7 separate regions of the Homo sapiens genome follow, and all the other regions are linked to region 2. A link is a loop called in an ENCODE intact Hi-C map of the cell type or tissue named here. Cell type or tissue: PC-9. All regions are shown on one strand. Region 1 holds the start of CCR5 (C-C motif chemokine receptor 5). Region 2 has its middle 52 kb from the start of XCR1. Region 3 overlaps LARS2 (leucyl-tRNA synthetase 2, mitochondrial). Region 4 overlaps FYCO1 (FYVE and coiled-coil domain autophagy adaptor 1). Region 5 overlaps SLC6A20 (solute carrier family 6 member 20). Region 6 has its middle 14 kb from the start of CLEC3B. Region 7 overlaps LTF (lactotransferrin).

Region 1 (4,000 bases), 290 kb after region 2:
GATTCTTTTCGCCTTCAATACACTTAATGATTTAACTCCACCCTCCTTCAAAAGAAACAGCATTTCCTACTTTTATACTGTCTATATGATTGATTTGCACAGCTCATCTGGCCAGAAGAGCTGAGACATCCGTTCCCCTACAAGAAACTCTCCCCGGTAAGTAACCTCTCAGCTGCTTGGCCTGTTAGTTAGCTTCTGAGATGAGTAAAAGACTTTACAGGAAACCCATAGAAGACATTTGGCAAACACCAAGTGCTCATACAATTATCTTAAAATATAATCTTTAAGATAAGGAAAGGGTCACAGTTTGGAATGAGTTTCAGACGGTTATAACATCAAAGATACAAAACATGATTGTGAGTGAAAGACTTTAAAGGGAGCAATAGTATTTTAATAACTAACAATCCTTACCTCTCAAAAGAAAGATTTGCAGAGAGATGAGTCTTAGCTGAAATCTTGAAATCTTATCTTCTGCTAAGGAGAACTAAACCCTCTCCAGTGAGATGCCTTCTGAATATGTGCCCACAAGAAGTTGTGTCTAAGTCTGGTTCTCTTTTTTCTTTTTCCTCCAGACAAGAGGGAAGCCTAAAAATGGTCAAAATTAATATTAAATTACAAACGCCAAATAAAATTTTCCTCTAATATATCAGTTTCATGGCACAGTTAGTATATAATTCTTTATGGTTCAAAATTAAAAATGAGCTTTTCTAGGGGCTTCTCTCAGCTGCCTAGTCTAAGGTGCAGGGAGTTTGAGACTCACAGGGTTTAATAAGAGAAAATTCTCAGCTAGAGCAGCTGAACTTAAATAGACTAGGCAAGACAGCTGGTTATAAGACTAAACTACCCAGAATGCATGACATTCATCTGTGGTGGCAGACGAAACATTTTTTATTATATTATTTCTTGGGTATGTATGACAACTCTTAATTGTGGCAACTCAGAAACTACAAACACAAACTTCACAGAAAATGTGAGGATTTTACAATTGGCTGTTGTCATCTATGACCTTCCCTGGGACTTGGGCACCCGGCCATTTCACTCTGACTACATCATGTCACCAAACATCTGATGGTCTTGCCTTTTAATTCTCTTTTCGAGGACTGAGAGGGAGGGTAGCATGGTAGTTAAGAGTGCAGGCTTCCCGCATTCAAAATCGGTTGCTTACTAGCTGTGTGGCTTTGAGCAAGTTACTCACCCTCTCTGTGCTTCAAGGTCCTTGTCTGCAAAATGTGAAAAATATTTCCTGCCTCATAAGGTTGCCCTAAGGATTAAATGAATGAATGGGTATGATGCTTAGAACAGTGATTGGCATCCAGTATGTGCCCTCGAGGCCTCTTAATTATTACTGGCTTGCTCATAGTGCATGTTCTTTGTGGGCTAACTCTAGCGTCAATAAAAATGTTAAGACTGAGTTGCAGCCGGGCATGGTGGCTCATGCCTGTAATCCCAGCATTCTAGGAGGCTGAGGCAGGAGGATCGCTTGAGCCCAGGAGTTCGAGACCAGCCTGGGCAACATAGTGTGATCTTGTATCTATAAAAATAAACAAAATTAGCTTGGTGTGGTGGCGCCTGTAGTCCCCAGCCACTTGGAGGGGTGAGGTGAGAGGATTGCTTGAGCCCGGGATGGTCCAGGCTGCAGTGAGCCATGATCGTGCCACTGCACTCCAGCCTGGGCGACAGAGTGAGACCCTGTCTCACAACAACAACAACAACAACAAAAAGGCTGAGCTGCACCATGCTTGACCCAGTTTCTTAAAATTGTTGTCAAAGCTTCATTCACTCCATGGTGCTATAGAGCACAAGATTTTATTTGGTGAGATGGTGCTTTCATGAATTCCCCCAACAGAGCCAAGCTCTCCATCTAGTGGACAGGGAAGCTAGCAGCAAACCTTCCCTTCACTACAAAACTTCATTGCTTGGCCAAAAAGAGAGTTAATTCAATGTAGACATCTATGTAGGCAATTAAAAACCTATTGATGTATAAAACAGTTTGCATTCATGGAGGGCAACTAAATACATTCTAGGACTTTATAAAAGATCACTTTTTATTTATGCACAGGGTGGAACAAGATGGATTATCAAGTGTCAAGTCCAATCTATGACATCAATTATTATACATCGGAGCCCTGCCAAAAAATCAATGTGAAGCAAATCGCAGCCCGCCTCCTGCCTCCGCTCTACTCACTGGTGTTCATCTTTGGTTTTGTGGGCAACATGCTGGTCATCCTCATCCTGATAAACTGCAAAAGGCTGAAGAGCATGACTGACATCTACCTGCTCAACCTGGCCATCTCTGACCTGTTTTTCCTTCTTACTGTCCCCTTCTGGGCTCACTATGCTGCCGCCCAGTGGGACTTTGGAAATACAATGTGTCAACTCTTGACAGGGCTCTATTTTATAGGCTTCTTCTCTGGAATCTTCTTCATCATCCTCCTGACAATCGATAGGTACCTGGCTGTCGTCCATGCTGTGTTTGCTTTAAAAGCCAGGACGGTCACCTTTGGGGTGGTGACAAGTGTGATCACTTGGGTGGTGGCTGTGTTTGCGTCTCTCCCAGGAATCATCTTTACCAGATCTCAAAAAGAAGGTCTTCATTACACCTGCAGCTCTCATTTTCCATACAGTCAGTATCAATTCTGGAAGAATTTCCAGACATTAAAGATAGTCATCTTGGGGCTGGTCCTGCCGCTGCTTGTCATGGTCATCTGCTACTCGGGAATCCTAAAAACTCTGCTTCGGTGTCGAAATGAGAAGAAGAGGCACAGGGCTGTGAGGCTTATCTTCACCATCATGATTGTTTATTTTCTCTTCTGGGCTCCCTACAACATTGTCCTTCTCCTGAACACCTTCCAGGAATTCTTTGGCCTGAATAATTGCAGTAGCTCTAACAGGTTGGACCAAGCTATGCAGGTGACAGAGACTCTTGGGATGACGCACTGCTGCATCAACCCCATCATCTATGCCTTTGTCGGGGAGAAGTTCAGAAACTACCTCTTAGTCTTCTTCCAAAAGCACATTGCCAAACGCTTCTGCAAATGCTGTTCTATTTTCCAGCAAGAGGCTCCCGAGCGAGCAAGCTCAGTTTACACCCGATCCACTGGGGAGCAGGAAATATCTGTGGGCTTGTGACACGGACTCAAGTGGGCTGGTGACCCAGTCAGAGTTGTGCACATGGCTTAGTTTTCATACACAGCCTGGGCTGGGGGTGGGGTGGGAGAGGTCTTTTTTAAAAGGAAGTTACTGTTATAGAGGGTCTAAGATTCATCCATTTATTTGGCATCTGTTTAAAGTAGATTAGATCTTTTAAGCCCATCAATTATAGAAAGCCAAATCAAAATATGTTGATGAAAAATAGCAACCTTTTTATCTCCCCTTCACATGCATCAAGTTATTGACAAACTCTCCCTTCACTCCGAAAGTTCCTTATGTATATTTAAAAGAAAGCCTCAGAGAATTGCTGATTCTTGAGTTTAGTGATCTGAACAGAAATACCAAAATTATTTCAGAAATGTACAACTTTTTACCTAGTACAAGGCAACATATAGGTTGTAAATGTGTTTAAAACAGGTCTTTGTCTTGCTATGGGGAGAAAAGACATGAATATGATTAGTAAAGAAATGACACTTTTCATGTGTGATTTCCCCTCCAAGGTATGGTTAATAAGTTTCACTGACTTAGAACCAGGCGAGAGACTTGTGGCCTGGGAGAGCTGGGGAAGCTTCTTAAATGAGAAGGAATTTGAGTTGGATCATCTATTGCTGGCAAAGACAGAAGCCTCACTGCAAGCACTGCATGGGCAAGCTTGGCTGTAGAAGGAGACAGAGCTGGTTGGGAAGACATGGGGAGGAAGGACAAGGCTAGATCATGAAGAACCTTGACGGCATTGCTCCGTCTAAGTCATGAGCTGAGCAGGGAGATCCTGGTTGGTGTTGCAGAAGGTTTACTCTGTGGCCAAAGGAGGGTCAGGAAGGATGAGCATTTAGGGCAAGGAGACCACCAA
Region 2 (4,000 bases):
AGGTTGCATGCTCCTTACGAAAATCTAATTCCTAATGATCTGCCACTGTCTCCCATCACCTCCAGATGGGACCATCTAGTTGCAGGAAAACAAGCTCAGGGCTCTTACTGATTCTACATTATGGTGAGTCATGTATTTCATTATATATTACAATGTAACAATAATAGAAATAAAGTGCACAATAAATGTAATGCACTTGCTTCATCCCCAAACCATCTCCCCTACTCCTCCTAGGTCTGTGGAAAAATTGTCTTCCATGAAACTCGTCCCTGGTGCCAAAATTTTGGGGACCACTGCTGTAGCTCAACAACATAAAGCCAATCACTAATCAATGTTATTTCTGCAAACCAATGAGAATTCCTGTCAAATAGCTTTGTATCAGTCCACTCCTTGCTCACTTTTTGTCTTTAAAAACCTGCCTGAATGGATGCAGCTGGAGACAATTATTCTAAGTGAATTAACACAGGAACAGAATACCAAATACCGCACGTTCTCACTTATAAGTGAGAGCTAAACATTAGGCACACAGGGACATAAAGCTGGGAACAACACACATTGGGGACTATTAGAGTGGGGAGAGAAGGAAAGGGGCAAAGACTGAAAAACCACCTATTGGGTACCATGGTCGCTACCTGGCTGATGGCATCATTTGTACCCCAAACTTCAGCATCATGCAATATAGCCATGTAACAAACATGCACATGTAACCCCCTGAATCTAAAATAAAAGTTGAAATTATTTTTTAAAAAGCCTGCTCGCAACAAAGGCTGGATGCGGCACTCCCCAAAGCAACTTGGAAGTGTGTCCTGAGCAGCTGGCCTCATGTTGGCTCAAGTAAAGTCTTCAAAATTATGAATATATTTTGTGCCTCATCTTCTTCCTTTGGGGTCAGCATTTTTGGTGCCATGAGAAGGATTCAGAATAACCCCCTTGGCTCTACTATCTGACTTACCTCCCAGACTCAGCGCCTGGCCAGCTCTGGGAACCTCTTGTATTCTGACTTTGAGAGAAATTGTTGAATGTAAGGTATGAGTCCTGCTGAGATCTGGGCCTTTCCCATTTTTTGGTTGAAGGTCTAGATTTTGCCTGAGCTATGTTTTCCGATCCTCCCTTACTAGAATGGGAGTTTTCCATCTGTGCCTAATGGGCAGGAGATTTGGGTTCCAGAAAAGAAAAAGGGTAGGGGGAACAGCGTTTTTTCACCTCTGCCTTGGGGAAGGGAGGTCTGGGTCCAGGCATTGGCAATTTGACATTGGTGGTTTTGCTTTACATAGCACGCTTTTAAAATTGCAGCTGCTTCCTATTGTTTGAAATTCAGACTTGGATGTTTCATCTGTGACCAATTCCTATTAGTTCTAAACTGAAAAGTGCATGAGAGTGAGTTCTCTTGCTATGGAGAAAGGGCAGTTGCTCACTTTGACCAATTGGAGTGCTCTAGGTGACTGGAGACTTTGCAGAGTTTGCAGAGTCTCTGCAGACTTTGCAGAGGTGTCAAGGCTGTTGTCTAGGATATAAAGGACGCTCGTAGGGTATTCCTCACCACAAGAACGTTTTTTAGGGACTCGATCATCTGCATGGGCATAAAATACGGGACTGATCGCTCATACCTTTAGCACTCTGGTGCCACCTGGTGGTTAGAGGCATTCTGAGACAACGTAAGAGAGCAACTCATGACTTTTGGGTGACACCTAGAGGAGCAGTGCTCGTAAGCACCACACTTCCACCCAAACACATCCTGGGCCTTGGTCATTTTTAAGAAGTTCCTAAGTTACGGGAAATCAAGCTTGAAAATCTGAGCGCTCTTTTAAGGGACAACCATTGTTAGAAACACCATCTGGTTTTATGTACAACACTTATGAGACATCCTCTTGTAAATATCTAGGAAAACGGACCCATATAGCCCAGGATGATCATCAACAATGGCCAAAATGTGGGTCTTTTGAAATGCCCAAAATGATTCATTTGTGTGCACAATAGAGAAAAAAGCTGGTTTTAGAACATGAAATAGGATAATTACTTCCAATGGCACCTAGAGTTTTTTTAAGATAAATTCTGAGAAAATTGCCTCAATCCAAGAGGTAAACAAAAAGATCCTAAATCTATTTCTGAATTTAAAAAGACTTTGAAGCCCTCCTCCCTTCCACTTCCAGCTGTTTCTCCTCATCCTACCCCTGCACCTTTATATCCTCTCTTATCTCAAGTCCCCTGTCCTGCCCTTCCTTCCCTCCCACTACCACCTTAGGAAATTCCCTAGAACTTGAACCCCCTCCCTGAAACCCCATTTTGGCAGCCCCTTTTCAGGTAAAACCACAGCAAGAGGTGAGACCACTATTATGTATACCCCTTGGACAAAAACTGAACTGAAGAATATTATAAAAGACTTCCCTGACCTGCTCCAAGATCCCATAGGGTTTGCAGAACAATCTGCTTTAATTGTCCAGACTTATAAGCCCAGATATTCTGACCTTTATCAATTAGTTCACATGCTGGTATGAGAAGGCAGGGCCACTGAATGGCAAAAAAGGCAATCTGGAAAAATCCCTCAGAGGATTTGGAAAAACAAACAGAAGCTGACCATGAGAAGATCCACACTTTAGCCAAGTCTCTCTGTGATGCCATTTCCTGGGTCTTTCCTCAAATGTAGAGTGGAAGATAATTCAACAATATACTCAAAGGCCAGATGAATTTGTGCTTAATTATTTTGAACAGTTAAAAAAAAAACCTTTTAACAATATTCTGGAATGGAATGCCTGATGCTAGCCTCCAAGATCACCTATAATCGTGCCACTGTACTCTGGCCTGGGCAACAGAACAAGTCCTTGTCTCAAAAAAAAAAAAAGAAAAAAAAAGCCAACAAGTCTCCAACCTCTTGGAAGCAGTCCCCAACTGAAATCTCATAAAAATATAAAAATTCCTGGTCATGCCAAATTAGATACTCCAGAGAGCAAAGGCAATCATTTCACTGACAATGCCGCTAAGAATGCAGTCCTGAAGGTTACATCAGACAATAGATACCTTGAAATGTCCTTACAGACTTATTACCCATTTAAAACTTTGGCCAAGCATGGTGGCTCACATCTGTAATCCCAGCTACTTGGGAGGCTGAGGCATGAGAATCTTTTGAACTAGGGAGGCGGAGGTTGCAGTGAGCTGAGATTGTGCCACTGCACTCCAGCCTGAGTGACAAAGCGAGACCCTGTCTCAAAAACAAAAACAACAAAAAACCCCAGCCCCCCTGCCAAACAAACAAACAAGAACTTTATTAGAAGCAGCACAAACAGGAGCTCTCAAGAAGGAAATCGACCTCAGGAAAGATAAAGGAACCAAGTTTTCCCCAGAAACAGGCTTATGATGTGGACTTAATGATAGACCAATCTTTCCCTTAGGGCTTCAATTACCCTTTAAATGATGTGTTTATGAGCTGACTCATTGGAATCCAGATGAAACGACAGCTTGGGGAAAGCAATATTATTGGAAACCATCCCCTCTTGTTTATTCTTGCTGATGGTTTGTCCCAAACATAATCCTGGAAAACTCCTTCATAGGTTACAGGGACATTTTCCTTTACCTTTAGGACCCTTTGATATATGGCAATTGGACTTTATCCAGCTGCCCCTGTCTCAGGGTTATAGATATGTTCTGGTGCTAATTTATGTGTTTTCTCATTGGGATGAAACCTGCCCGTGCCAATGAGCCATGGTCCAAGTAGTAAGAAAATTGTTATTAGAAAAGATAATTCCTTCATGGGGAGTTTCATCTGAGCTCCAGAACGGCCAAGAAACACATTTTACTGGTCAAGTAATTCAATCCATTTGCAACATTTGGCCTATATTCCAATTGTGCTTTTAACCCCCAATCCTCTGGACTGGTGAAACACACCAATGGTATAATAAAAACTCAATGGCCAAACTAATTGAAGTTTTTAACCTCTCCTGGCCAAAGGCTGTCTCATTAGTTCTGCTCAGCCTGTGATCCACACCATTTGGAAAACACCAGCTCT
Region 3 (4,000 bases), 570 kb before region 2:
TTATCCCCCACCCCTGCTGCTGGTAGGTTTATTCATCCACTGAAACAAGCTTGATTGAGTTCAAGGCAATTAACATTACTGAGCATCTGTTAGGAACTGGAGACTGAGAGTGGCCTTTAAGGATTTTCAAGGCCAGGAGCAGTGGCTCATGCCTGTAATCCCAGCATTTTGGGAGGCCGAGGCAGGAGGATTGCTTGAGCTCAGGAGTTCAAGACCAGCCTGGGCAACATAGTGAGACTTCATCTCTACCAAAAATACAAAAAATTAGCTGGGTGTGGTAGTGCGCGCCTGTGGTCCCAGCTGCTTGCAGGGGTAAGGTGGGAATATCACTTGAGCCCAGGAGACTGAGGCTGCAGTGAGCTGTGATTGTGCCACTGCACCCCAGCCTGGGTGACAGAACAAGACCCTGTCTCAAAAAAAAATCATCCTCCTACTCCTCACAGGAGAAAGACAGGCAAGCAGCTTACCTAAATACACAATAAAATGTAATAGCTGCTAGATACAATTACAGGCACTACACAGGATGCATCAGGAAGGAAAAAACAACTAATTCTAATTCTGACCAGGAGATACCTTCTCAGTGGAGATGGCATTTGAGTTGAGCCAGGAAGGAGGACTAGAGTTTTGATAACAGTTTGGGAAATGGCGTGAGTAAAGACGTGGAAGCACATGCAGGCAACATTTGAAAGAGCAGAGGGAGTGGCAGGGGACAGGGAGAAGTCCTGGATGGCTATGCGGAGGAATTTGGACTTGATTGGGAGGAGGAGCTCTTCAAATATGACTGCACTCTTTCTTTTCCTCCCTCACAGCTCTGAGAGTTGTCAGGCATTGGTTTGGTTCAGTGATCGTAAACAGGCTGGCTCCCCAAGGGCAGAGATTGCTTTGCCCAACATTATATCCCCAGTGCCTAGCTCAGTGCCAGGCACATAGCAAGCACTCAAGAAATACCAAAGAAATAAGTGATACATTTCACATAATAACTCTGTGCTTTCTGATTATATGGTACGAAGAAGAATTCAGAGACTCGTTCTGAGCACCAGGAGTGCTGCTGTCGATGAATGGTGTCTGGGTGGTTGTAGGCAAGGGCACTGGGGATAGTTGGCTAGGTTTTGCCATCCCTGCTCTAGATGATCCATCTGAGATGGCCCCTGCTGCACTGCAACCCTCAGAGAAGACAGTCCAGAAGAGCTTCAACTGTCAAGTTTCATTGTTGGAAGCTTTCAGACATTAGGATATATTCATGTAACTAGCAGGTCTTGGTGTGGGTGCACTGCTGAGGACCTGCCTGCCAGTTCTGGGGAAAGCCTCCCATGTGGACATCCCCTGAGAGCTCTCACTAAGAAATGGCTACAAGCGGGTTAGAAACAGGCAGATGAAATAATAGTGTTAGCAGTCAGGCTATAGGGGCCCATAGTGAGGAGACAGTGCCTAGAAGCGGATGGAAGGTTGATTTCACGTTCTGCTAATTGGGCTGAATGCCAGTTACACAAGTGTGTTTTATATTGTGAAGATTCATCATTATACCGCTAGGACTTACACTTTTCAATATGTGTGCTATACCTCAACAGTTTACCTTAAAAAAAAAAAAGTTATAAAAGACGAGGCAAAAGTTGCAGCCTTAGGCTGAACAGCTGGGGTTAGTCAGTTTTTCGCAGGTTGCAATTCTGTCCGTTCTCGGAAGGTGGCAGTGTTGTGCCACTTGATAAAATACAAGACCTAAGAATAGGATTCCTTGGATTCCCAGCCCCTTCTTGAGGCTTAATGCTGCTGATTTTTTTTTTTTTTTTTTTTTTTGGAGACAGAGTCTCGCTCTGTCTCCCAGGCTGGGGTGCAGTGGCGTGATCTCGGCCCACTGCAACCTCCGCTTCCTGGGCTCAAGCAACCCCTGCCTCAGCCTCCCAAGCAGCGGGGACTACAGGTGCGCGCCCCCACACCTGGCCAACTTTTTGTATTTTAGTAGAGACGGGGTTTCACCATGTTGCCCAGGCCAGTCTCAAACTTTGAGCTCAGGCAATCCACCTGCCTCGGCCTCCCAAAGCGCTAGGATTACAAGCGTGAGCCACCGCGCCTGGCCAATGCTGCTGATTTTGATCATCCTACCTATCTTTATCTTTGAATCCAGATCATTCTCTCCTAACTTTTGCCCTAAAAACACCTTTAAAAATTTACCTTGAGCAACCAAAGCCATGTACTGGTGATGTTTGTGGGGAACATCACTGGATCTCCAGGAAATGAGTGCTCCTACCTGATACCCTGAACACGAAATACTTAACGTGTGTTATCAGCAGATATCGCCATGAATCATTCTTTGAGTTTGGAATAGGTCTTGCTGAAATGCCTCAAAATTGAATCAGGCAGATTCTTAAGAATAAACAACTGCAAATTTGCAATAATTTCAGTATGAAGGTCAACCTGTTCTTATCCTCTTATGAGAAAAAGTTTATATGTCACTATTTACCCAGTAAGGGTATAACTAAAACTACTTTTTAAAACAGGTACTATAAATAAGTTATAATCAATTCATATTTCAGAACACTAGGTAACTTTTTAAAAAGTGAGATAGATCTATATGAACTGCCATGGAGAAATCCATTCATATCATTAAGTGAAATACCATAAAGTATACATAAGGTATAATCCCACTTATATAAATCCCCAAAAATCTATAAAAACCATATGTGGATAGGTACACATTTATGTATACAAAGGCATTGAAAAATGTCTCCAGACTTTTCCAGGGATATATACCAAACTATTAATAAGAACTGCCTCCTGAAAGGGACATAGGCCTAGAAAGGAGTGGTAGTGTTTGGATTTGAACAGAAGGTTTATAGTCATATATGACTTGTATGGTTTAAAACTTTTTTTAGGCCAGGTGGGGTGGCTCACACCTGTAATCCCAGTACTTTGGGGGGCCGAGGCAGGTGGATCACGCCCAGCCTGAATTTATTTTCTTATCACTTATTTCTAAGGAGCCATTTGTTTAAGCTGGGTTTATAAGTGGCCTTGGTCAGCCCGCCTGCTTTTATGAGGGGCAGCTACTTCTGCCCATCCGAGGGAAGGTCTGCGTTGCTGTTTTCTCAATGCCTCATGTCCCACTCCTCCTGTTTTCTTTTCCTGTCATCTTTCCTCAGGGAGCCTTTTCATAAGCTGCTGGCCCAAGGCCTTATCAAGGGGCAGACATTCCGCCTACCATCTGGACAGTATCTACAGAGAGAGGAAGTGGATCTCACAGGTAAGAATGGCCCATCTGGTCCCATCCAGGTACTCCCAGAGAGCCAAGGCCAGGCCTGAGAGCTACTGAGCAAGCAGGCATCTGCCTCTAGAGTGGGGAGGATGCAGGAGAGAGACCCGCTGGCTGTGAGGTCTCTAAGCCTCAGCTCCCTCTGGGCCTGCGCCCCCTGAAGCCTGGTCCTGGACTGGCCGTCTGCTCCTCTGCTGCAGCCCCCTTCAGCCAAAGTGCCACCTCAGCTTCTGGCAGGGTTTTCATTTGTATGTAACAGAGTCAACTCAGGCATGACCTCCTATCCCAGACCATCTTTGAAAGCCCACCTCAGGGATAGAGCCCCCAGGCCCAAGACACATTCTTCCAGAACTGGGGTACTCCCAGTGTTTCTCCCAACATGTTCTAGTGGCACATTTCAGAACCTTGGGGGGCAGCACTCGGTTTACTCGTAGCACCCCAGAGCAGCCCCCTCTTAGCATTTCCCAGTAAAACACCTCCCCCTGATTCCCCGAACTTCCCTCCTGTCCCAGCTCTCCCAAGCCTTTTCCTTCCACTCTGCATTTTCACCCTTTACCCTTTACATTTCACCCTTCATTTTCACCCTGAGGATCACAAGATCTTCAGGTGCCATGGTGAGGATGTATCACGTGCACCCAGCACACACGTGGAATATATGACATGTTAGAAAATGGGTAGGGGCAAGGTGTGGTAGCTCACGCCTGTAATCCCAGCACTTTGGGAGGCCAAGGCAGGTGGATCACCTGAGGTCAGGAG
Region 4 (4,000 bases), 140 kb before region 2:
TCCGCAGTCTTGGAGTCACAGGCAGCCAAATCCAGATGCATGGGGGATCCTTTAATCATAGAGGCCATGACAGAGACCCTGGCAGATTTTGTGGGTAGAGGGAGGGCTGCAGGGGCCAGGGCCAAGCAGGTGGACAAGGAGAAGACAATAGGGCTACAGCAGTTTCCCTGGAGCAGCTGTAGGGAAGATACCTCCTGCTATAGGAAGGGTGAGCAGAAACACAAATCAACCACTCTCCTAGCCCACGCCAGCAGAGCTGTTGCCACAGGACCAAGGTACCAGCACCACTGGGTCCTGCCTTCTCAGTGCCAGTGCACAACTAGAGAAGCCTCTGGCCTATCCCTGGGGCACAAGAACAGGCACCCAGGGGAGATTTTTAACACCTTCTGAATTACGGATCCTTAGAACATTTTGGCAAATTGAAGTCCCTGCACTTCACTGATGGGGACACAGAGGCCCAGGCAGTTCCTCAGAGGCAGAACTGGAGCCAGAACTAGATACCCTGACTGCAACTTAGTGTTTTCCCTGTGGGGTTCCAGGTCCAGCTCAGCCAGGGACTTATACAATCTCAGGTGCCTCAGAGCCCAACCAGCTCCACTCCCCAGTTCTGCCAAAGAGGAAACCTAGGTCCAGAAAAGAAAAAATGGCTTTGCCCTCATGTGAAGGCATCAATGAGGAAGATCTCCCATGCAGTGTGGCTTCTTTCTAAATTGCTGAAACAATCTGTGCTCTTCCAGGAGCTGAATGCCACCAGCCCTGAGCAAGTGGGGCTCCCTCTAGCTGGAGGTCTCTGTGGCCCCCAAGGGCAGGGGACATGGTATGACTGTAGTGGGGTCCATTGTGGTTCCAGCTTCAGCACTGTGACTGTGTGACTCACGGTGAGCTCTTTCCTCCTGAGACCCCAGTTTTCCTTCTCTAAATGGAAGCAAATGTAACCAGATGGACTCTGGGTTCTGATGGCTTGAAAAGGCTGTAAGTTTTAAAGGACTCAGAGATAGCATTGTGTGAGCCCACTGGCTCAGAAAGAAGTGGGCTTGCTCTGGTCAGCAGCTTCCTGCCCACAGCCTCCGCTGCTCTTCTCAGGGAAGGTGCAGGAAGAACGCAGGCTGCAGCACCTGCTGCCACCAGGGGCATGTCTTGTCACTCTGGCATTTCTTTTTCTTCCTGGCCCCAACCCCCTCTCTGTCTTCCTCCTTGCCTAACACCTCCTTCTTTTTGCTTTCCAGCCGCTGGTTTCCAGGCCCGCACCCTCACCTCGGGACAAACAGAAACAGGGAACATCAGTGCAAGAAGCTGCTCAAGGAGCCAGCTTGTGCGGCCACCCACTTGACAGCAGGGAAGCACAAGTCCAGAGGAGACAGGCCAGGGTCACTCAGGCCTGCTTTTGTTTGCTTTCATCCTTGTCCAAGGCGTAAATACCATAAATGAGATAAAGAAATAACACAGAATGAGAGAGACACTGAAAGCTGTACTTGGTTCTCCCAATTTTCCCGCATTCAGGATAAAAGATGTCCTAATCTATAATTTCCTCTCTTCCTCCATCACCCTCCTCCCTGACCACAGTGATGACAGACAACGCCTGATTACCTGCAAGCAGATGATTCACAGAGCAGGTTTCCCAGACCCTTGCTGGCCCCGACAGACGCCCTGCATGAGTGAGGTAGGAATGGGATAGGTGGGTGATGCAGTCTCAAAGGTGACAATTAGGGCAGAGGGCTTTCTTTTCAATAGGTTTTCAAACTGTAGGTCATGACCCATTTAGTGGGCTGTGAATCAGTTTAGGAGGTTATGACCAACATTAAAAGAGAAATAGAATAAAACAGAAAATACAATAGTATATTGCATGTTGTGAGGATAAGTATTTATGAGGCTCTTGGGGTTTTTTGTTGTTGTTGTTTGTTTTTGAGATGGAGTTTTGCTCTGTTGCCAGGCTGGAGTGCCATGGCACGATCTTGGCTTACTGCAACATCCGACTCCCTGGTTCAAGCGATTTTCCTGCCTCAGCCTCCCGAATAGCTGGGATTACAGGCACATACCACCACACCCAGCTAATTTTTGTATTTTTAGTAGATACGGGGTTTCACCATGTTGGCCAGGATGGTCTCAAACTCCTGACCACATGATTGGCCCACCTCGGCCTCCCAAAGTGCTGGGATTACAGGCGTGAGCCACTGAGGCCAGCCTCGAGGCTCTTGTTTTGACCATATGTATACACACATGCAAACTAGGTAGCCGTGCAAAATGTATTTCTTACCATGAGATGTTGTAGGAAATGTTCAAGCAACTCAGAGGATGTCAAGGGATGTAAGAGCTTGAGAAAGGACAGCAACCAAAGCATGACCACTAGAGGGCACCCCACCTCCTACTACAGCTGCTTCCTTTCCTTGCTATTGAGGCAGCCTCAGCAAAGATACCAGATACTCACTGCCCACGCGGCTTTCCTCCTCCCCTTGCTCTGGTCATGGCAGCCTACTGCTAGCTTGGCTGATGGCATGCCACCCTTTCCTTCCGAGTTTCTGTCTGCAGCCTGTGGTCAGTTGAGTGAATATCTCTTGAGCACATGTTCTAGTCCGTCAACTTGTCTGTCCCTTTGTGGGTGCCATCCTGGCATTCCTGGGCAGCCTGCTGTGCACACAGCCCATGCCCAGTGAATATCTACATTATTTGTCTCAGGGTAAGGTTTTCTTCTGTCCCAAATGCTCCCAAAGGAGGACATACCCAAGGCTCCACATTAGAAGCGAGTCAGAATAAAGTGGTGAGCACAAATCAGGCAGCCCCTGGCACTGTAGTCCTGGAGTCCACACCTCTCTGAGTCATGGTGGAGCCCCTTCAGCTTGGTGTCTACAAATGGGAGTCTATAGTCCTTCCCTGTCACGACTCAAATGGCCTCAGCCTGTTTGTTATGTAATTACTGCACAACTTTAATCCTGCAGACTGCCTGCAGTACAGATCTGCTTGTTTAGAAACTAGCTGAGGGAGGAACAGATGCCTGGAAAATCCCTATGGCCCAAGGTGCCTTGCTGCCAATCTTCCCCAGAGGGTGCCATCTCCCCTCAGCCTCGCTAAGCCCCGCAGAGTGAGAAGTGTTGTTTTCCTGATTACACAGGCTCCCATCGTCCCTCTGGTCAGCCTCCATTTGTGAACAGTCTCCTGTGAAATGGAGATGTCTTCAGTTTAGAACTGCACTCTTCAATACAGTAGCCACTAGCCATATGTGGCTATATAAACTTAAATTCATCAGATAAATTTAACTAAAAATGTGGCTGCCTGGTGGCATTAGCCACATTTCAAGTGCTCAATTCAAGTGGCACTAGCCACCTGGACTGGTGGCCACTGTGTTGGGCAGTGCAGGTACAGCACAGGTCTCTCACAGCAGAAGGCTCCACTGACCAGTGCAGGTTTGGAAGGTTGGGCTGAACCACACCACACACATCATATTCACTCTGTGATCTGGGGGCATCTTTAAATTTTGCTATCAAATTATTATTATTGTATTAACTTGATTTTACTTTGCTAATCCATTGCTTATAAATTCCTAGTGTTAGAGTAGGTAGCTAGGCAGACATGAGCAGGGCAGGAGAGGGCCCCCCTCCCCCAGGAATGTCAGGTGACCATCAAGTAATGGTCAGGCAATTGTTAAGCTGTCTCTCTAAAATAACTGGTTGCAGCCAGAGCCAGAGAAAGAGTCTCCCAATAGATAGAAAACATCTGAAGCTGGTAATCAGCAGCTTCCTGACAAGATCTCAGGAGTTGGGCGAGTGGGCTCAAGCACGCACACTAAGAGGCAAAATGGCAGTTTAACCGGTATGTGACCTTCCTCTAGAAACGACTGATAAGGGAAAAACACCTCAAATGAGCATGCATACACCTCCAGTAAACAGTCTGAGCATGCAGCTCCTCCCAAGTGCTGGCAAGCCACCATGCCTGCGGACAGCCTGCTCCAAGGGAAGAGTCGGGGGAGAAGAAACATAAACCCTGGAACCATGCCAATGTATAAAAC
Region 5 (4,000 bases), 320 kb before region 2:
TGGTCACGAGCTGGCCCTGAAAGGAGAGACTGAGTGTCAGCAGAGAGCACCTGCTGAGCACTGCCCCTGGGCCTCAGGGCCCATCCGTGATGGGGAGGTGATGTGACGTGGGCAGAGAGCATGTGGGGCCGGTGTCCTCACTCCTGGGGCCACGGGCTCTGCAATTCACTAGCAAATGTGCCAGGAGCCTAACTGCCCTCACCTTCTTTTTCTTCCATAAACTAGGAATAATAGTAACTACTTGAACCAGTGGGTGTAGAGCTATTGTTTGGAGCTACCCATAATGAATAACCATGGTAATAATCAAGCACCTTATGTCTAAGGCAACTTTCAGGGAACCTAAACTGTAGGCGACTACTCTTAGCCTGGAATGGGACTTTCCCGTGAAGGTAGCAACGTTCTCTGTCAGTGCTGTCTGCTGCGGTAGGCGCGGAGGAGAGCGCTGCTCAGGAGGCAGGAGCTGGCGCCTTTGCAGCGGGAGTTTTTCTCAGCTTCCGGGGGACAGGTGGATGGGGAAGCTCTGGAGGAGTGCCTTCCTCTCGCCCCACTGAAGCACATACCTAAAAGCTCAAAGCCCAGCTCCTCCGTGCTGGACTATTTCTAAAATACCTCAGTGATATTTCCATGTCGTGACAAATAACCTACCCACACCATGGAAATAGTCCCCTGGTTTCGGAAAATGAATGGCCCATGCTTTTCAGTGGCCATGGGGGCCCAGCGCCAGCCCTACGGAGACAGTAGATACCTGGGAGGCGTCCCAGGCTTGATACTTCAGGGTCCCCGTGAGGATGTAGTCGCTCAGGTAGAAGACAAAGAGGCTGACAATCAGCAGTGGGCTTACGCCAGCCCACATCACCTTCCAGTACCAGCTCACAGCTCGGCCGGTCATGGCCTTAAGGTCACTTTCAAATCTATTTGGAAAACAGGGAGAGAAAGTCTGGATTAACCAGGCTGCGGAGGTCAGGGCGTCCAGCTTGCCTGTCCCTATTCACAAAGGAACATTCTGTTCTAGGTGGTAAAGGATGTCTGAGCTTGGCCACTGGGCTCCTCTGTGACACCTTCTTGAGAGACGAGTGCTGCGGTGGGGAGGGGAGAAGGGCTGAGGCTGCCCAGAAGGGATGACGGAGCAAGCAACCCGCAGAGAGTGGACATCAGAAGACGCCTTCCTAATGCCAGCCTTCAGATGAAGGCTGCTGGCATAGCCCAGAGGGCAGCCTCCAGGAATGGTGGGCACAGGCAGCAGGGGATGGACATTTGTCAGGCTGGTCATCAATGACAGGGACTTCTTGGGCGGCTTTGCCCACCCCCCTACCCAGCCCGCCCCTGTCAATCAGTGACTCCCTTTCCCAGTAGAAACACCACGGAGCAGAATCACTTGGTCCATTGAAACCAGAGCAGGTTTTCTGGGACAGAGGAAGAGCCAACCTCGGACTGAAGGACCGTAGCCCTGGCCTGCTGGAGCTGGTCTAGAGTGGCCAGGGCAGTGAGTCCCAAAGGCGTTGCCCACAGCCACCATCACCACCTCCATCATGCCTGTAGCTCTCTTTTCCCTCTTCTTTACTTTTAAACCTACGGTTAGCAGCAGCACAACAGCAGCCAGTTTCTCATCGACTTGACAAACTAAGTACGTGTGTTTTTGAATACACGTACACAGTATAAAAAGTATCTTTGGCATTTTGGGAGATGTTGGCCCAACGAAACTCCCCATTTCACACAGGAGGAACCAAGGCCCAGGGCTGCGATGCCTTCTTCCTTAGGGCTTGGTAAAGACCAGGCCCAGAACCTGGGTTGGCCTCCTGCCTCCAGCCCAGAGCCTTTAAACCTGCTCCCTACAGCGGAAGAGGCAGCCTTGGCGGGAGGGGCTGGGGTGGTGTGGGTGTGACGTCACCAGCTGCAGCCACAGCCCCTCCCTCCCTGGGACCTGCTGCATGTCCTGGGTGTCCATGCGAGGCTGTGTGGCGACCACCACCTGCCCTTTGCTGCTGCTGACGTAGTTGGACTCTAGGCTGCAGGCCATGAAGGCTCATGTATGTGACACGAAAACCTGGGGCTTTCAAAATCAGACAGGTGAAAAAGTGTTGGGGGTCCTCTTGTCCCTTCACACCCCCATAACCCCCCCCCCTTTCCTGGATGGAGAAAGTTGGGAAGAGCTGGCTGCAGAAAAGCCCCAGGACACTGTTGCTGGGTGGTCACTAGATGGCGGTGTCACCTGAGCAAGCCGAAGCACTCCCCTCCTGCCACTTACATGGTCAGTCCACCTACGACATCTCCAAGGCACGTTTGTTTCTGCCTCTGTCTCCCTTCACCAGCCCCTTTTTGATGGACTTGTGCCCCTCACCCATCTAGTGACCTCCAGCGGGCCCTAGGTTCTGTTCCTCTCTCCCAACCTTCTCTTTTTATCCTGAAACACTCACCCTCTCAGTGACCAATCTCTTTCTCCCTCTAGACTGGCATTTCCTAGGTGACCAGGGATTTTCCCAATTTTAGTACTGAAAGTTCCACGTCCCAGAAAACCCCTCAATCCTGGGGAAACAGGGAGAGTTGGTCCCCTTAACACTAGTGTCCTCAAAATGTTAGTAGCTAAGGGTGGGAGTCGGGTGAGAGGAGGGTGAAAAGGCATTCCTTGACCAAGTAAGTCTGGAAATGCTGCAATTCTAACCCTCTCTTTGGGATCCACAACTGTCTTTAAGATTCTGAGAAGTCCTACGGGAAAGACATCAATTTGGCTTTGTTTAACTTATGTCCTGATGGATCATGGGAGATCCCTCAGCATGGCACGGGACCCTGGCCTTTCCGGGGACACAGCAGGGATTGCTGCTTCAGGGATGCCTGCCTCCCAGAGTGTTGTCAATGTCTCCCTCCCCACCCTGAACCAGCACAGAGGATCAAAAAGACTGGGGAAGAGGGCAGAAAACAACGTGGCACAGCCTCCTCGCCCAAACCGCACCCACTAGAGCAGCGCTGCCCAAACTGTGATGTGCCTCAGGCCCCCTGGACATAGTGTGAAGATACAGGATCTGATTCAGCAGGATGGGGTGGGCCCGAGCTTCTGCAGTCCCAACGAGCGCCTTGTTGCTGCTGCTCCCGCTCTAGGGACCACACTTGAGGTAGCAAAGCTCTCTAGGCCAGTGGTTCTCAAAGTGTGGGTGCCAGACTCATCTGGGAACCTGCTAGAAATGTGAATTCTTGGCCCTCCCCTGGCCTGCCTGATCAGAACCCTGGGGGTGAGTCTCACAGCTGTGTTTGACCAGCCCAAGGGACTCTGAGGCACACTCGAGTTTGAAGGTTGCTCTAGACCAGTGGCTCTTGCCCCAGCTGCACATTCCATCACCTGGGGAGAACTAAAACATTCCAGTCCCGTGCTGTGCACTGGGATTGAGAACCTCACTGACTAAATTTTGAATCTGCCAAATTTTCTAAGGTCTAAGTTATCAACTGGACTTTGGTCAGGGTTCTTGGAAAATACTGATGTTGGCCGATGATCAGAGCATCCAGTGCCTGGAGGCACAATTCCCTGCCCCAGTAAGCTGTGGGGGTCCAGCAGGGTCAACCCTAAAACAGCCTATGATACAAAGCAAAAGTACAGGGAATAGAGAAAAAGATATTCACTGAAGCAAACTGAGCATGGAATAGAGGCAGAGCATAAGCTGAGATCTGCGGGCAAAGAACAAACGTTGAGTCATGATGCGAAGCTTAAAGAAGAGGTGAAGATGTGCATCAAGAAACAGCTGTTTTCCTTGAGGGGCGTGGCCTCTGTGGCTGTGTTTTCCCTATGCAAATGAGGGTCCTGGGCCTCCTCACCTCCTCAGCCCGTACACGTAGCACACGGCAATCGTCTCCACCAGCACGATGAGCAGCAGGGACAGTGTGGCCGCGTAGTCGTTGAATATGTCAAACCAGTAGTTCCCAGCCTCCATCGTGAACACCATGCCAATGGCACAGTTGACAAGGCACACCAGACCTGGGGGCCACAAGACCAGCTGCTCACCTGCCCGAGACC
Region 6 (4,000 bases), 1.0 Mb before region 2:
ACGGTGGTTTGCTGCACCTATCAACCCATCATCTAGGTTTTAAGCCCCGCATGCCTTAGGTATTTGTCCTAATTCTCTCCCTCCTGACAGAACACTTTTGACCTTTACCTTAGAAGCTCAAGGACTAAGTGACACTGCTATAACAAAACTCCTTTCAGTCTCACCAACTTACTTATCTGAACAAAGTTTCTCAACATTAACAACTCTAAAAGTGAAAAATAGGAATCTTATTGATGCTGAATCCTGCTGTATTCTGCTAGATATGTGAGCCAATTTTTAAGAACTCTATTCATCTGATTAAGAGTAGTGTTTAATTGTGTTTATAAAAATATGTCATAGACCTGTTCTGATTTGATCAATTGTGCTAATGGTAATTGTGTTAGGGGAATGCTAGAAAACTAAGTTGCAGGGGCACTGGCCTAAGCCCTTTCTTGGAGAACAGTGCTGCCCTCGGCATCTGTGAGGATGGCCAAGCAGGAGGAGGTGGTTTCTGGGAAGGATCCTTCTGTCAGCTCTTGGCCTTCACTAGTGTGTGGGAGCCATGTGCACAGACCTGGCTGAGTCTTGCTCTCTTCTCCTCACTCCACCACCTCTGCTGTGCCTGTTCCTGTTCCTCCTTTCCCTTCTGGTCATTCCTTCACCCTTCCTCACCCCAGCCCATCCCGGCCAAGGGGAGGAAGAGCTGGAAGGAGGCAGTACAGATGGAGACCCTCCGTGTGAAGAAAGGGGTGCATGGGAGACCTGAGGCTGGTCCTGGCAGTTCTGGCTGTGGGACCCTGGAGAAGGCCTGTGGGGCATCTTGGCCCCCAGTTTCTTCATCCGCAAAATGAAGTTTGGATTAGATGATCTCTAAGACTCCTGAGTTCAAGATTCTACCCACTGTTCTCAGGAAAGTTTTTGTAGAATCCTTTCCAGATAAGAAAGCTATTTTGTAGAATGGAAATGGTGGCTGTTTCCTCTGCCCATCAAGGCTCATCCCCTTCACTGACTGTCTCATTTTCTGCAGTGACTATTGGCCATTGCTATCTCTTGAATCCCAAATGTGTACACGTTCAGATGCCTGGTAGACACCACCACCTAGAAGCCCTTAGGCACCTATGTCAACATGTCCAAAAGGGAACTCAGGGTCTTTCCACTCAAATCTGCTCCTCTTCCTGAGTTTACCATCTCTGTGAAGATCCTCACCTGCCCAGTTACCCAAACGCCAAACCTGTGGGGCATCAAAGGTGACTTAGTGTCTGTCTTGAGACACTTGAGATCCAAGTAATTACCAGGACTCTATGATTTTTGCTTCCCAAAGAACTCTCTGATCTGTTCCCTCTCCTCCAATTCCATTGCTGTGGGGCTCAAGTCTCCTGCTTGAACCATTGCAAATAACAGTCTTACTGTTTCCGTAACTCCCCCAGGTCTCTCCCACCCACCATAAACCATGACCTTTGCTGCATAAGCACTAGTTGTATGGGAGAGAAAGGCTGGTTCAGGCCTCGGTTGGAGCTGGCCCATGGAAAGCAATCTTCTCTTCCATGCGCAAACATGCACATCTTTGCCTCATCCGAAAACACTGCTCTGCTGATGTGGCCCTAATGCCTTAGACCCCCAGGTGACACTTTTTCCTTTGATTTTGGCTTTGCACAGATAAAAAGGAGATATTAATAAAAACAAAACTAACAATGTTTGCACTGACCCCAAAGCCCCTCGCCATGAGCTGGGCAACATTTAATATTCATAAACCTAGCAGGGAGGTATTACTAAACTTATTTCATAATTGAGGAAAATGAGGTATAAAGATAACTTTTGTGAGAACATTTAGTGATGGGCCTGGAATTTCAGCACAGGTCTGTTGCGTTCCAAAGCCCACATGCCATCTGCTATATAAATCAAGTCCTTCCTGGATCTTGAAGAAAGTTTTAAGATTTTCTTGATGTGATTGTGAAAGATGTGTAAAGGAGAGTTGATAGTGATGTGTATTGATGTGTATTTGTGATTGGTGGTACAGCCTCCTGTAAAAACACATTTTCCACTCAGATTTTTTAGGGCTATTCTGAGGCCTAATGGTAAGCTCTAGCTCACCTGCTTTTCATGGGTGACTCATCTATGAGCATGGTTTATGAATCTTTCAAGCTGAAAATCATGGCACAACCCACAAAACAACTAACCTTTTTCTCCACTAGAAGGCACTGTTGTTTCATGCAATGTGAGAACACAGCCAGGGGAGAAACATCAATGCAATCTTTATTTTTTTATTTTTATTTTTTTTGAGACCGAGTCTCACTCTGTCGCCCAGGCTGGAGTGCAGTGATGTGATCTCGGCTCAATTCAACCTCTGTCTCCTGGCTTCAAGTGATTCTCCTGCCTCAGCCTCCCTAGTAGTGGGGATTACAGGCGTGCTCCACCATGCTTGGCTAATTTTTGTATTTTTAGTAGAGACAGGGTTTCACCATGTTGTCTTGAACTCCTGACCTCAGGTGATCCATCCACCTCGGCCTCCTAAAATGCTGGGATTACAGGCATGAACCACAGTGTCTGGCCCAATGCAATCTTTAGAAGAAGAAACTGAGGTACAGGGAGGCTAAATGACCAGCCATGGTCACACACCTTGCTAGAGAATGAGCCCAGGAGTCTCACTTTTTTAGTAGGAAGTAGCTTTTTGCAAACCATTTCTCCAAGTCAACACCTGGTAAGTATTGAGTGCCTACTATGCACCAAGCACTCTGCCTGGAGCCTGCTCTTGAGTTGTTGTTTACCACCTGACAGGACACTCGGCATTTTTAAGAGCTCAAAGACAAATGGATGGAGCTGCTTTTGAGAGTAGCTCTCCTGGTTTGCACTGTTGAGAAAATTGGACAATAAGGTAGGAAAATGCTTTTTGGATGAGGACAGGCAAGCCACACAGCTAGGCCAAAGGCAAATTAGGAAACTAGGGCTTCCTCTAACCTCTAGGGTTTTCTTAAACCAGGTTGTCAGTGGCAGTGACACTAGGTCAGAAAGAAACTCTAGATTTAGATTCCAGCTCTGCCACCTTCTAGTCTTGTGGCCTTGGAGAAGTCACACTGTTTGAACTGTGGTTTCTTCATCTGCATGATTTGAAATGGGAGGAGCAGCAGAGCCAAGTTCACAGACATGAAAGCTGAAGACAAGTTTCTTAGCCTCTCAAGTCAGCCATGGCTGGTTTATCTGTGGTTACTGTATCACTTCAAATCACCTATGAATGATTCTCTCCAAGGCCATTAGTGAAGGCAGCAGAGAAGGGCCTGGAGTCCACATCTGTTTAGCTACCAGATACTCTGCTTCCACGAGCCAGGCTAGCTTTCTATGATGAGAGATGTGCACGGGGAGGTGAAGAACAGATCATCCACTGGGAACCACAGTGACCCAGGCTTAGGATCACTCTTTCTGAGGCTGTTTTCCCATCTGGCAGGTGGGCTTATTCCCTCCCTCACGCTGCTGTTGTGGACTACACCTGTGTAAAGGCTCTGCCCTGCTGCTTGGCACACAATTATGAAGATTGTGGAACAATGGTACCGATGAAAAAGCTTTGGAAACGAAACTCCCCTACATAAGAGATAACAAAAAGCATGACTTTACCTGGGTAGGAAAAAACCACAGTGAGCTCAGCTGTGACCTAGTTCCTTATTATACAAGAAAGACAATTCTCTAGGGAAGATAGTCTGGCAATGCAGTTGGCTCTGAACTAATAAGGATCTGGCCAAATTGAAAGTTAGGTCAGTGGTTCTCAGGCCATGCCAGACAGTAAAATCACCTGAAGTACTTTCTAGAAAACCCAATACCCTGGCTACACTCTAGACTGGTTAAATCAGAATCTCTGGGGAGCAGAATCAGGCACTGGTAGTGTTTAAAGCTCCCCAGGTGATTCCAAGATGTAGTGGTTGGGAACCAGACTTATGTGAAGCCAGCTGCCTCCTAGGTTAGGCTTTTGGAAAAAAACTCATCAGCCCTAGAATATCTCTTCCCATTTCTTGAGTCTTCCTCAAGAAATTCC
Region 7 (4,000 bases), 360 kb after region 2:
GCTGGAAGATTATCTTCCATCATCTGCAACCACCTGTAATTTTGTTCCCACTAACTCCCAAGGAGTCTCCAGACCAAGGCTCACATGGGGATGAATGAAGGCCTCTACTTCCTTTTTCATAAAGGGAGGCTTCATTTGCATATGTTCACCCAGTTTGTAGCATCATCCACAGTTTCCAATAGGCATGCATGATCTCATGTGGGCAGACAGTGTGTTTCTGTGGTTGACTAGAGGAAGCCAGGGAGACATTTGCTACTGAGCATGGCTAGTATCTGTGTGTGTGAGAGTGAGTGTGTGTGTGTGTGTGAGAGAAAGAGAGAGAGTGTGTGTGTATGAATTTCGTTTCAAAATCCATATGACACCTACAGATGTTATCATGTTGTCTATTGAGATAAAGAATTTTGGAGTTCTTTTAATCACAAATATGGAAAATGTTATAAAACCTTCCCAAAGGCAAATCTGAACACTAAGATGTGTTGTGATGCCAAAGACTCTGCTTTGAAGGAGAAAAGGAAACACCTTCACCTACCATCAGTGTTCTGCAAGACAGTGACATCTTTCACAAATGCAACGTCTCCAGCATTCTCAGCCAGGCACCTAAAATGTTCCAGAAAATATACACATAATTACAGAAGAGAAACTAGTGGGGCTTTCATAAATATTTGTAATATGCATTCCAAAAACTGAAATATGGAAGTAAACATCTAAAAGACAACTATTTCTAGGAATTTACTGTTTACAGCGGCAGATTGAACACAGGTGTACCTGCCCTCCTTTTAAAACCCTATATAAAAGACATTACAAAACCAAGAAATCTAAAGATATGCGACCCAGGAAACAGGCAATCTAACATGAAGTAAGACAAAGGAAAGCACCAAAATAATGGTCAACAGGACCCCCAGGACCACAGATGTGCAGGCGGCCTACACAGCAACCAGTCCAAACTGCAGCAGGAAGATGGATGCCTTCTGGAGCAGCACTTCCAAGTAAATGATGAAACTGTGATAGCACCCAGAGAGAGAGAGAGAGAGAGAGAGAGAGAGAGAGAGTGTGTGTGTGTGTGTGTGTGTGTGTGTGTGTGTGTGTGTGTGTGTGTGTGTGTATGCATGTTGTTAGGAGATTTACATTACTGGCAGACAGTTTGGGGATGAGATAGTGATGTGTTTTTTTAAGTGCAGAAAATTAAGCAAATAAGAAAAGACATTTATGAACTCCAGAGTAAACAAAAAGTTTGTACAATAAGGGAAATATAATATGAGAATAACGCTTACACAGTCATAAGTACTGAATATGACATTAGCGTGTTGGGTGCTGAAGAGAGTTGAAGTCTGTGGTTGTGTGGTGGAAAAGGTGCTGGGGGCAGTGTGAGAGGCTAGATCTTCTTCTATACTACAGAGTCAGCAGAAAGTTAAAAATTAAGAACCAGCATTATAAGGATGATAGAAATAAAGGGGTATGACACTGGTTTCAGCTTTTAATGATTTTGCTATAAATTTCCCCAATCTAGATTCTAGATATAATTTAAACAAAAGACAAGGGATTTTCTTCCAGTATAATTAGGAATATTAAAATGTGGGTGTTTCCAGTGAACTAATACCTTGCTGCAGGTCTGAAAAAAAAAAAAAGAGGAGCACATGCTTCTTTCGGGCTCTTATGAGACATGTGTTCAGCATTTCTGAGTAGAATCACATTTCCATTTGCAAATCCTTAGTCCCTTAAAGATATTTTTATACATTCACAAAACATTTTTTTTTGTTTTGGGTCTTTTTTTATGAGCCACTTATATAGCAAAAGCTACTTTTCTGTCATTCCATTACTGGAACAAGGCTGTTGAATTTATATTAAAAAGTTCAGACACCCTCAGACACATGACGCCATCTGGTCGTGAAATGTACTCTTGGCAAATGGAGGAAAAGGAACAGGGGAAGATCCTCTCTGCACCCTTCACACTGGTAAATAGTGCCCCTGAGAAGCAACACCCGGATGAATGGTGCTGTAAAACGTGGGGTGTGGTTACAAGTCACTAAGTGGTTATAACTTATGAATTCTGAAAACTTGTTTTTTGGCTTATTTTTCACTTCGTTACTGGAGAATAACACTGCAATTCTGCCATCTCTTTGCCATTTCTAAGGCCAAAGTCAGAGAAAAAGGGAAACCTAAGCCATAGTCATGACCTAGGTGAGAAGAAAAGGGGCGGCGATGGGAAAGAGAATTCTTCCCCATAAATGGAATTGTAGGAAGCACTTAGGATACCACACTCTACCCATTTGATTTTCAGGACGAGGCTATTGAGGCCTACTGCTGTTGATCTTGGCTCAAAGCCACAGGGAGAAGCACTGCGGAGCTGAGGTCAGACAGCCCTGGTGCCAGCCTCCACTCTCTGGGGCGGTGGGTGTGGTGGGGACAGCCCTCACTGGGGCCACCCATGAGCTGACCCACAGGATGACCCCCACTCTGCTGTGACAGGTCACATCTGGCTCCTTAGAACTGCAATGCTGACATGCTGAGGGATGAGGTAAGTCCCCATCCTGATGGAGCTCAGTCACAGACTCACCGGAAAGCCCCAGTGTAGCCGTAGTATCTCTCGTTGCTGTTGGGCACGCACTTATTCTCACCCTGCTCGTCGCCAATACACAGAGCACAGAGATTAGATCTCGGGTCAGACCCAGGGGCACAGCTTTGACTGAAATATTCATCTGGAGAGAAGGAACACGGGGAGTCAGCTCTTCAAACCTGAGTCCACACAAGCAACCTTTACCTAACAGCCGATGCAGGGTGGTTTCAGTTCATTAGACTTCCCAGGACAGCAATCTAGATAGAACACACTCACCATCACAAAGCAACATGTTGTCACCAACATAGGACCCACCAGAAAAGCTTCATTCAGACTGTAGGCACAGATGGACACCCAACTAAGGCTGGGGATGAGAGCTGTGGCTGCCTGGAGGGTCCCGTCATCACAGCCTTGAGCTGGGGACTCAGCTCATGACCGTGATGGCTGTGTGCAGCAGAGCCTGTGAGTTGCCTAGTCCAGGATCTGATTTTGTTTTTATCAGTAATGGAAACCCTGCTTTGTATCTGGGTGCTTGGCCCTTTGGTATAAAGACTAGACTTATCAGACTCCCTGGGGCTCATATGGCCATATGGGTAGCTATAGGCCAGTGAAATATCAGCAGGAGTGTTGGGCGCCAGCTTCTCAGAAACATCCTTGAAAGACAATTGGTACATGCCTTTTGCCCTTTCTTCTCCTTCTCTTTCTTCATCCTGCACATAGAATGCAGAAGCAGGGACTGGACTTAGAGATGCAATGTGGGCCATGAGGTGACCTTGAGCATGAAAGCCACACAAATGGCAGAGTAGCCAAATGATTAAAGCCCAGGTTCCAGACCCCATATTGTCTTCATACCAGCCCTAGGCAAACCACCTCTGGACTACATGACACAGAAATTAACTTCTGTCTTGTTTAAGCCTCTACTATTTCAGGAGTTTTCTGTTCCTTGCAGCTGAACCTGATCTGAATTCGTTCATTGTGTGATTTAACCCAAGAAAGAATAAACAAAGGTGACAAGAAAGCTCTGCCCCACTGAGCAAACGTCACCCATTATCAGACTCCCACTGCTGCTGGAAGAGCCACACTATGTGTCAACCTCAGGAAAAGCTGGGAGTTCCCATTCCATCCTGGCAGTTTCCCTACAGCTCAGAGGCTGCCATGGAGCTGGTGAGGAGCAGAGCCACGTGAAAGCTGCCTGCCCCGGCCAGGATCAAAAACCCATGCAGTGGAGCCCCTGCCCTAGGAGACGCCCATACAAGAAGGGAGTCACATTGAGGATGTGCTACACACCATGCCACGGGGCCCACAGCAGGCAGGGTGTGGCTGATGCTGACTAGGATGAGTGTGGGGTGTGGTGGGGAGAGAAAACTGCAGAAGCAGGTGGAGCCAGGCTCTTGAGGTCTTATTCAGGCTCCGTTGCAGTGTAGAGTAAGCGTCAGTTTTGCTTAG

The links. Peaks named below come from ENCODE experiments on the same cell type or tissue, not always from the same donor. Only the 100,000 strongest peaks of a DNase experiment are listed, where the experiment ranks them.
Region 1: a loop joins it to region 2, with 7 times the contacts of the local background. A loop is called at or near these places in 61 of 110 quality-filtered maps.
Region 3: it touches region 2 in a loop (12-fold over the local background); 16 of 110 quality-filtered maps call a loop at or near these places.
Region 4: it touches region 2 in a loop (11-fold over the local background); 109 of 110 quality-filtered maps call a loop at or near these places.
Region 5: it touches region 2 in a loop (16-fold over the local background); 79 of 110 quality-filtered maps call a loop at or near these places.
Region 6: a loop joins it to region 2, with 5 times the contacts of the local background. A loop is called at or near these places in 13 of 110 quality-filtered maps.
Region 7: it touches region 2 in a loop (12-fold over the local background); 12 of 110 quality-filtered maps call a loop at or near these places.

Annotation. Positions count from the first base shown.
Region 1 is chr3:46,370,833-46,374,832 of GRCh38, forward strand. It overlaps CCR5 (C-C motif chemokine receptor 5), which reads left to right and starts at 114. Exons shown (of 2, transcript NM_001394783.1): 1 at 114-156; 2 at 2,060-4,000. The coding sequence starts at 2,071. The coding sequence ends at 3,129. It overlaps CCR5AS (CCR5 antisense RNA), which reads right to left. Exons shown (of 4, transcript NR_125406.2): 3 at 412-585. In PC-9, CTCF peaks have their summits at 1,836 (motif pointing left) and 2,035; no DNase peak of the experiment used is centred here.
Region 2 is chr3:46,077,359-46,081,358 of GRCh38, forward strand. It overlaps a transcript of XCR1 not described here. Among named protein-coding and RNA genes, the nearest start is that of XCR1, 52 kb to the left of the region's middle. In PC-9, CTCF peaks have their summits at 1,613 (motif pointing left) and 1,812; DNase peaks (open chromatin) are centred at 1,633, 2,973 and 3,393; H3K27ac peaks cover 1,695 bases.
Region 3 is chr3:45,510,001-45,514,000 of GRCh38, forward strand. It overlaps LARS2 (leucyl-tRNA synthetase 2, mitochondrial), which reads left to right. Exons shown (of 22, transcript NM_015340.4): 16 at 3,135-3,235. Among named protein-coding and RNA genes, the nearest start is that of LARS2-AS1, 2.5 kb to the left of the region's middle. In PC-9, a CTCF peak has its summit at 1,654; a DNase peak (open chromatin) is centred at 1,721.
Region 4 is chr3:45,936,609-45,940,608 of GRCh38, forward strand. All of the region lies in intron 14 of FYCO1 (FYVE and coiled-coil domain autophagy adaptor 1), which reads right to left. Among named protein-coding and RNA genes, the nearest start is that of CXCR6, 4.9 kb to the right of the region's middle. RefSeq lists an enhancer at 937-2,136. In PC-9, CTCF peaks have their summits at 2,349 (motif pointing right) and 2,551; a DNase peak (open chromatin) is centred at 2,363.
Region 5 is chr3:45,759,112-45,763,111 of GRCh38, forward strand. SLC6A20 (solute carrier family 6 member 20) reads right to left here. Exons shown (of 11, transcript NM_020208.4): 9 at 3,802-3,961; 10 at 746-911; 11 at 1-16. Among named protein-coding and RNA genes, the nearest start is that of SLC6A20, 35 kb to the right of the region's middle. In PC-9, CTCF peaks have their summits at 2,185 (motif pointing right) and 2,384; no DNase peak of the experiment used is centred here.
Region 6 is chr3:45,038,733-45,042,732 of GRCh38, forward strand. No RefSeq gene overlaps it. Among named protein-coding and RNA genes, the nearest start is that of CLEC3B, 14 kb to the left of the region's middle. RefSeq lists a silencer at 2,010-2,129. In PC-9, CTCF peaks have their summits at 2,170 (motif pointing right) and 2,373; a DNase peak (open chromatin) is centred at 2,129; H3K27ac peaks cover 1,479 bases.
Region 7 is chr3:46,440,887-46,444,886 of GRCh38, forward strand. LTF (lactotransferrin) reads right to left here. Exons shown (of 17, transcript NM_002343.6): 13 at 2,555-2,696; 14 at 530-597. Among named protein-coding and RNA genes, the nearest start is that of LINC02009, 19 kb to the left of the region's middle. RefSeq lists an enhancer at 1,930-2,431. In PC-9, CTCF peaks have their summits at 1,918 and 2,118; a DNase peak (open chromatin) is centred at 1,875.